3 separate regions of the Mus musculus genome follow, and regions 1 and 3 are each linked to region 2. Evidence: chromatin contacts called from ENCODE Hi-C or POLR2A ChIA-PET data. All regions are on one chromosome and are shown on one strand. Each heading gives the region's core, a stretch centred on a gene start or an enhancer-like site at or near the end of the contact. The rest is flanking DNA. Distances are from core to core; before and after follow the strand shown.

The links. A loop is a pair of places that touch in the nucleus more often than their neighbours do. ChIA-PET counts read pairs that join two places held with the same protein, here RNA polymerase II (POLR2A).
Region 1: POLR2A ChIA-PET joins it to region 2 with 13 read pairs in Patski. The contact joins the promoter of Rufy2 here to the promoter of Ccar1 in region 2. A Hi-C loop is called at or near these places in 1 of 37 maps with a recorded cell type or tissue (adrenal gland). POLR2A ChIA-PET finds 5 or more read pairs at or near these places in 2 of 5 experiments (Patski and embryonic stem cell).
Region 3: POLR2A ChIA-PET joins it to region 2 with 10 read pairs in Patski. The contact joins the promoter of Kifbp here to the promoter of Ccar1 in region 2. POLR2A ChIA-PET finds 5 or more read pairs at or near these places in 2 of 5 experiments (Patski and embryonic stem cell).

Annotation. Positions count from the first base shown.
Region 1 is chr10:62,978,851-62,981,609 of GRCm38, reverse strand. It overlaps Rufy2 (RUN and FYVE domain-containing 2), which reads right to left and starts at 1,358. Exons shown (of 18, transcript NM_027425.4): 1 at 1,278-1,358. The coding sequence starts at 1,281.
Region 2 is chr10:62,790,928-62,793,821 of GRCm38, reverse strand. It overlaps Ccar1 (cell division cycle and apoptosis regulator 1), which reads left to right and starts at 1,454. Exons shown (of 25, transcript NM_026201.3): 1 at 1,454-1,606; 2 at 2,780-2,894. The coding sequence starts at 2,829.
Region 3 is chr10:62,576,949-62,579,821 of GRCm38, reverse strand. Kifbp (kinesin family binding protein) reads left to right here and starts at 1,365. Exons shown (of 7, transcript NM_028197.2): 1 at 1,365-1,858. The coding sequence starts at 1,445.

The sequences.
Region 1 (2,759 bases), core at 109-2,608, 190 kb before region 2:
TACACAGTAAGACCCTGTCTCGAAAAAAACACAACTCCCAGGTCAAAAGAAAAGAAAAAAAAAAAAAAAAAGGAAAGAAAAAAATTCTAGTACGGGCTGGAAAGAGGTTAATTCCCCATACCTGTGGTAAGCGCTTAACTCCAACTCCAGGGAGACCCGACGCCTCTGGAGGCCCCTACACTCAGGTACACACTCATTAAAAATAAAAATAATTTTTTTTAAACCAGCTGTTCCCCCAACACTCTAAACACTGCCGAGTGGCACAAATATTTTTCTGCGAAGATAGCAAAAGAGATGTGAAAACCAAACCTAACATTTATTAATCTCCAGAGAACTCTGCCATGTAGCTGTTTCTGTAGTCCCAGCGTCTGTGATTCTTGGGTCCAGCCTGGTCTAAACAGAGTGTTCTGAGGCAGCCAATGCTATATAGAGAGACCTGTCTCAAAAACAACCTTCAAGTAAATGACAAACCCAGGTGGTCAGTGCGTTCACAATTTAGTGGCCCACTCAAAACAAAACAAAACAGCTGGGCGTGGTGCGACACACTTTAATTCCAGAATTTGGGAGGCAGAGGCAGGAGGGAATCTCTGAGTTCGAGTCCAGCCTGGTCTACATAGCTAGCTCCTGGACAGCCAGGACTATGCAGTGAGAACCCGTTTCGAATAACAAAACAAGAGTCCCCTTGCTCTGGCACTTGGCTATGGTTTGCATCCCAGCTCTCTTAGGCTGACTTCCTCCGCAATCTGAAACAGCCCGGCTGGGTGATGAAGGATATGGCCACATCTTTTCCTCCACTCTCCGTCGAGGTGTGATTCCCTCCGTCCACCCCCGCTCCCGAAGTGAAACCACCTGACGTTTAATAATCGGCAGAATTCTCTTTTTAAGAGTGTTCATCACAACCTGTAACCTGCACCGGAGGAGCCTAGGACAGCGGCTGTGCAGCAGCGACCGCAGGTGGGGCTCCTCGGCAGTCCCTAGAGGCGGCCCCGCTCCCTCTGCGCCCCCAGCCTGCAAGGGGGCCCCGCGGAGCGCGCTCCTGGCACTACACCGCTCCCCTCCCCAGCCTTCCGCCCTGCATCCGCGTGACTGGGAAGCCATCCCTGTCCCTGGACGCCCTGGTCCCCGCCCGTCCGCCGACCCCAGCCGCCAGGCCCCAGGGCGGGCGGGGCGCAGGGATGCGGGCGGGCGGACGTTGCCATGGAGACCCCGGGAGCCCCCGGTTCCCGGGTGACTGCGTGACCCAAGCGAAGGATGGTGACCCCGGCTGCTGCCCTTACCCATGGCGGCGGTGCGTGCGGGACACGGGCTCGCGGAGCGGGTCAGCAGCTCCCCGCAGGCGCGCGGCGGCCACCGCGTCTGGCCCGGCTCGGCGCTGCCACAGCGCCCCTGGCGGCGGGAGGACGCCACGGCCGCGTGAAGCTGGTCCCCGCCGATCACCCCCACCCCCACCCCAACCCCCATTTGACCAACCCTGACAGCGTCAGAGAAAGAGGCGTGACGGGGACCTGGGGCACAGCGCCAAGGGAGGATGTAGATGCGGGCCTCAAGCTACCTGTCAAGGTTTCATCCTTGCAGGCTGGATGGGTTTAAGGAACACACCGGCCGACTCGGAGCTAGCCGACAGATTTTAGAAAACCTCACACAATTAGCAGAGCCGGCGGCTTGTAATGCCAGCATTTGAGAGATGGGAGTTAGATGGATCCGTAGTTGAAGACCAGGCTCACTTACATAATGGATTTGAAGCTCGCCTAGTCTCAAAGGAAGACACTAAATCCAGCTGCTAACCCCAGCACTCAACAGGAGTGGACGCAGGAGGACTGCTAGGACCTTGAGGTTACTCTGAGCTACCTAACAAGTGCCAGGTCGTCTAAGGATAGCTACAAAACCCCTGTTGCATGTAACAAAATGTGATACTTTGTAAGTGGGTATGGTGGACCTAGAAAATACCAACTCTTAGGAGTTGGAGGAAAGACACAAGACCCCAGTTCCATGTAACAAAATGTGATACTTTGTAAGCGGGTATGGTGGACCTAGAAAATACCAACTCTTAGGAGTTGGAGGAAAGACCTAGAGTGTTTGTTGCTTAAAAAAAAAAAAAAAATCCTTTCCTTAGTGAGGTGTAAACAACGTCTACCAAATGCTTCCAAAATTCTGAGGACACACCAAAAATGATTAACACCGTTCCCGCTGAAGAAGCAGTGAGTTATGGGGGATACTGGGGAGGACTTCGAAATCCCTCTAGGAATGATGACTCCTTCCTGGCTGCAGATAGTCACCCCTCCACTAGCCCCTCCCTTCCTATATGTTAGTTCCTCCCTAAGGCCATTTGCAGTTAGGGTAGAATTGCATACAACAGCTTGCAAGAGAAAGACTGGTTGTTCCTGTGAAGGTCCCATGACCCTCCCTCCCTGCCCTCCTATGAGGGAATTCAAGTCAACTTGCCCAGCTGTGATCTTTTGCAAGCAGATGTAGGCCAGTTTGCTGAAAACAGTGGTAGTTTTGACTCAGTCCTGTACAACACAGTTCAAGATCATTCTCCCAGACATTCGAGATTTCAAGGCCAGCCTGGGTTATACAGGGCTGTCTTTTAAAAAATGCACAGGCACACACACACACATGAATGCTTCCTCCTGCCTTTCAACTTGCCATAGATAAAACTTGCAACAGGCACCTGGGTGTGCTGCCTGTCATATACCTATAACCCCGGGATCCACCCTTCAGGCAAAAGCAAGCAGATCTTGATTCCGGAGCTAATAAAC
Region 2 (2,894 bases), core at 205-2,704:
GCAGTTAGTGCTCTTAACCGCTGAGCCATTTCTCCAGCCCCCAGAACTTTTTTTGATAAGGTATCTCAGATTTAAGTTTTCTCACTTTGTCCCTCTTATTGCTGGGCCACCTGGCACACGCTGTTTTGAATTTTTACAAATTACTATAGTGTGATGACTATATTCTAATAGTTTGAAGGTCAGGACAGAATTAGTAAGGACAAAGGAGTTACATTTTACCCAACTTCTGTAAGTTTTACTTAAGTGGGAGAAAGGACCCTTGTGGTTTGAAAAATATTAAAGAACGTGTACCTATGTGATCCTGTGTTCATAAAATTTAAGGGAAAAAATACAAGGAACCACAGAAAAAGCTATATATTTTATCCTATTGGGTTTGATGAGATAAGGTGTTACACAGTCCAGGCTGGCCTTGAACTCCTGATCCTCCCTTCCCCTCCCTCCCAAGTGTTAGATTACAGGTCACCACCTGATCATGCTTGGCTCAGCTAATCTTATGTGGGATTCCTAGCATAAGCTATTTCATGTTGAGAATTTGACTAGATGTCACCAGCAGGTGTAGGACAAAATTAGAAAATGACTTAATAATAGCTCTGTCTTTCATTTTTTGAGACAGGGTTTATCTGTGTTGCCCTGGCTGTGTCTGCCTCTGCCTCTTGAGCGCTGGGATTAGAGGTGTGCACTTCCCCCATCCCCCAACCTTTCCACTCCCTCTCGCCCCCCAAATCCTCCAGCTGTTTCTTTTCAGTAGGGTCTTCAAATACTAGGGGTGATGATGGCCTGCACTCAGTGTATTAAAATCCACTCAGTTGTTCGCTTTTACACATTCCAGCCTTAATCCCGAGGAGATGGCACTGCGGTTAAAAGCACTAATCTCTGTTCTCAGGACCTGGGATTGATTATCAGCACCCACGGGGTGGTTCACACCGGTCAGGAACTCTAGTTTCGGGGGATCTGTCGTCTTCTCAGCTCCAGGGGCACCAAGCCCACACCTGTGCGCATAAATCATGGAGGCAAAACCCTCTAAAAATGAAAAGAATGTAAACAAAAAAAAATTTTTTTTTTTTGTTCTTCGAGACAGGATATGTCTGTATAACCCTGACTGTTTTGGAACTCACTCTGTAGACCAGGCTGGCCTCGAACTCAGAAATCCGCCTGCCTCTGCCTCTCGAGTGCTGGGATTAAAGGCGTGCGCCACCACTGCCCGCTAACAACGAAGTTCTTACAGGCTTATTCTTCCAAACATGTTCCAAACAAGAATAGAGGGACCACAAGATGGCGGCGGCGACACCGGCCGGACCACGTGACTGCCGCTCGCTCTCCCTCTCTCTCCCAGGGAAGGACAGCGTTGGCCTCAGAGCAGGCGAGCGACAGCCAGCTCATTGTTCAGCGAAGTCAAGGTAACCCGGCTGAGGCTCGCTCTCGCTCCCCAGTGAACGCACTCGCGGGGAGCGCGCACGCCGAACTTTTTTCGCGCACGCGCCCGTTCCTCTCGGAACCGGGAGGCGGTGCGGCGTAGGCAGGGGGGTTGGAGGGGAAAGCAGTCTGCGCATGCGCCTGAGCTTGACGGGTTTGAAATGGCTTCTCGGTTAACCCGGGCCAGACTCAGGTGAAGGTCTGGTCAGTGTTTTGGTGTGGCGCGGTGGGAGGCCGCGGCGGGTTGCTTCCGTTCGTTGGCAGCCGGTCAGCGGAGGGGTAGGGAGCGAGTGATGTGGCGGTGGCGGGTGGGTGTGTGATGGCGGACGCCGCGGGGCCGGCGGGCGAGGGACGCGGTCCCTTTTGTGCGGGTCGGAGTAGGCCCCACGCGCCGCGCCCTGCCCCCAGCGCAGCGGCTCCAGGCCCCTCAGGTGCGGCCTGCGCCCCTTCGACTGGGCCGGGCCAGGCCGGAGGCCGTGCGTCCTCCGGCCCGCGCTGCCCCGCCGCTGAGACCCGGCCCCGGGCGGCGGCGGCGAGCGTTTCCAGCGCTTGGAGGTTCTCTCAGACCGGCCCGGGGACCTCGGGGACTGCGACGACCCGCGGGCCCCAGTGGCCGCGGCCTGGGGCGCTGCCTTCCATCTTTCACGGCCGGCGCGTGGGAGGAAGATGAGTGTCCTCACCCCGGGATGCCAGGCCCATCTTTTCCTTTTCTCTTGGGTTTTTGAGCCGGGGTCTTCGCAGTGGTTCTTTTGGAGCCGCGCGTCCTCCCAACTGCCTCCCCACTCCCGGAGTGGAGACTAGGGTGACAAAGGCCATAGTGACTTCCTAGCCCTTAAAGTAATGTTCGTTATTGAGATGGTATCTGCCAATACCTTTATGGGGGAGGGGGGGTCTCGACGCAGTTTCCGTTATTGATTTAACCCCACTGCAGGACCTCAGACCATCGCCCAAAGAAACACGCAGGCTGTACTTGCTGCGTCTATAAGTTCGTTTGTCCCCAGAGAGAGAGGCTCTGTATCTAGCCCTAGCTGGTTTGTAATGTCATATAAATCATGCTGGCCTGGAGTTTATAGAGATCCGCCTGACTCTGCCTCTGGAGGGATGGGTTGGGAGGGGATTAAAGGCTTTGCCACTAAGCTCGGGCAGACCTTTTTAGGAAATGACCTTGTAGTTACTGAAGGAAGTTCCTTTAAGTCAGCCCCAAGGATATCTTTTAAATAGAGTATGCACAAGTGATCTGTTGATAGGCTGGTTGTGCGTTTTATTTCAAATGTTCTGTTGCACACTTCGGTTGGTTCTTGTTTGGAACGTGTCTTTAATATATCAATGATTTCTCTAAACTAGCCTTTTCCTATATCCTTTATAGGTATCTGCTATAGAAGGGAAACAAGTGAAAGTTTTCCCCCCCTTGCATCATGGCTCAGTTTGGAGGACAGAAGAATCCACCATGGGCTACTCAGTTTACAGCCACTGCGGTCTCA
Region 3 (2,873 bases), core at 116-2,615, 210 kb after region 2:
TTTACATTTAATAAATGTTTTCAAGACAGATCTCACTGTGTATCTCTGGCTGTCTTGGAACTATGTAGACTTGTAGCACAACCAATTCTGAGCTTATCCCTGACCAGCTTACAAATAAGTGAGACTCACACTATGGTTATTTTATTTGGCTTTGACAATTACTGGGGGATAATCTCTAATCTATTTTTCCAACTGCTGACCTGGCTTCTTTCCCAGCAGTGTTCCCCCAAGTAATTGCTGTTTCTCCTGCCGTGTGCTCATGGTCCATCTCTCCTGGCTCTTGTTCTACTCTCTCCAATGCTCAACAAGGAAACCCACCTACCTCTGATCCCTGCAGTTATTAGCTGTAGCCTTTGTTGTTTGTTTTTGTTATTTCGAGACAGGATTTCTGTGTAGCCCTGGCTGTCCTGAACTTTGTAGACCAGGCTAGCCTTGTACTCAGAAATCCGCCTGCTTCTGCCTCCCCAGTGCTGGGATTAAAAGCGTGTGCCACCACGCCCGGCAGCTGTAGCCATTTTTTTTTTTTTTTTTTTTTTTTGGTTTTTCGAGACAGGGTTTCTCTGTATAGCCCTGGCTGTCCTGGAGCTCACTTTGTAGACCAGGCTGGCCTCGAACTCAGAAATCCGCCTGCCTCTGCCTCCCGAGTGCTGGGATTAAAGGCGTGCGCCACCACGCCCGGCTAGCTGTAGCCATTTTTATTTAACCAAATTAAGTTTTAAATTAAGGAATAAAGTTTGTACAACAAAAGCTGGTAAGCATGAGAATTTAATCATAGGCTACAGAATTTAGCATTACAATACATATCAACACTGGCCCCTGTGTCAGCCTGCAGATAATTGGCACCATGCCTAGCTCAGAGCCTTTATAGAATTTTCAGGGACTGGGCGGTGGTGGTGTGAGGTGGCTCTAGTAAGTAAAGGCTGCGGAGGCTGAGCCTGAGGATCTGAATTTGATCCCTGAGACCTGGGTACCTGGGTTGTAGTTTCCTACAACTATAATTTTTAACTGTGATAGCGTAATACATTAGTGGTGAAAGATTCTTGCCTATGAACTTGAGCAGTTATCGAAAGATGTTAGTGTTAAATTTCATTTAAGCTAGGGATTGACTTTACGATAGGCTAGTACCTTACCCCTAAGAATCATTCTGATTCTGAACATTTTTGTATAAACTACATTTTGGGATGAAGCAGGAGAAGCCATACTGCTCAAGGGTAGCAGCGGAAGGCTCTGTATTCCCTGACAGCTTCGTTTCCTTGACGACGGCTGTTGTGGCGACCAGAACATCCTCCCATTGGCTGCTGCCGAGCGTCTAGCGCTCCCCTCTACCGACTTCATTGGTCGGCGCTCCACAGTCACGACACGTCGTAAATGAAGTGTCGCAACGCGGAGGCCTCCAGTGGCTGCTGGTCCACGGACGGGGAGGCGGCCGTCAGCTCAGGCCGCGATGGCGAACGCTCCGGGGCCAGAGATCCGCGAGAAGTTCCAGGCAGCGCTGGCCCTGTCGCGGGTGGAGCTGCACAAGAACCCGGAGAAGGAGCCGTACAAGTCCAAGTACGGCGCGCGCGCGCTGTTGGAGGAGGTGCGCGCGCTGCTGGGCCCGGCGCCCGAGGACGAGGACGAGCCGGCTGCTGACGATGGGCCGGGCGACCAGGCCTTGGGCGCGGGTGAGCCCCGGGAGGCTGAGGGCCCCGGAGCGCAGCGGGCGCTGCGCCTCGCGGTGGTCGAGTTCCACCTTGGTGTGAACCACATCGACACGGAGGAACTGTCTGCCGGCGAGGAGCATCTGGTCAGGTGCCTGTCGTTGCTGCGCCCCTACCGCCTGTCGCTCGGCTGTGTGTCTCTCTACATCCAGGCGCAGGTGAGATGCTGAGGCGGGAGTTCTGCATCCAAAACGCTCCTCCTGGCTGCGCACGTCTCTCAGTTGGTTCAGTCCCCAGCATTGCACAACACCCGGCCTGAAATTCCAGTACTAGGGAGGCTGCGGCAGGAGGATTGCTTTGGGTTCTTGGCTAGCCTGGGTTTCATAGCGAAGTTTAGTCCCTTTTAATTTGTCATAACACCTACCCTCCATCTGCCTACCAACTCCCTCTGAGTTCTCGCCGCCTACTCCAGCCTCACTTGCTACTTTCCGTAATCCTGGGCAGAAAACCTAAGCGTCCGAATCAGCGCCTCCCAACCCAATGACAAGCTTAGTTTCATTCTGTGAAGAAATAATCCAACGGGATTCGAATGGAATGAACAGGACAAGGGATCGCAAGAATGATCCAATCTTAAATGTTGTTGTTGTTAATGGCCAAAATCTTAAAACTTTATTCTTTACCACATTCATCTTGTTTGCTCAGCAAGGAATTCGTACCTTTTCCTTAAACTGTCTCGACAACCTTTTAATAACTTTTTATTTTTTGTTTGTGTTTAGACATCCATTTGTGTCTGCAATGCTTAACTTCGACTGTCTTCACCTCCTGAGTGCTAGGACCCCCTCCCCCTTTTCCTTTCAGAGTCTTGTAGCCCAGGCTGCCTTTAACCCATGATCCCCCCACCTCAGCCTCCCTGCTGAGGTTATCGGAACTCTTGTTTGGACTAACTCTATCTGGTCCAAACTGATCTCACCTTCCATCCTTTACATTTTTATAAGCAGCAAGTGCGACTTTCTGCTCTGGAGAACATAACATTTCAAAATTCAAATAGTGGGTAGAGTTTTCCAGGCCCTTGGGTGTAGCTCAGTGGTACAGCATTTACCTAGTGCTCCAGGTTTCATCTCCACACTATGGGGGAAAAAAGACAGATAATGTCGGACTCTGTTGTGCCAGGTTACTTTCTTAGGGTTATAGATGGTTTCATCCTCCAGTCCAGATATGTGTACCAGGGAATAT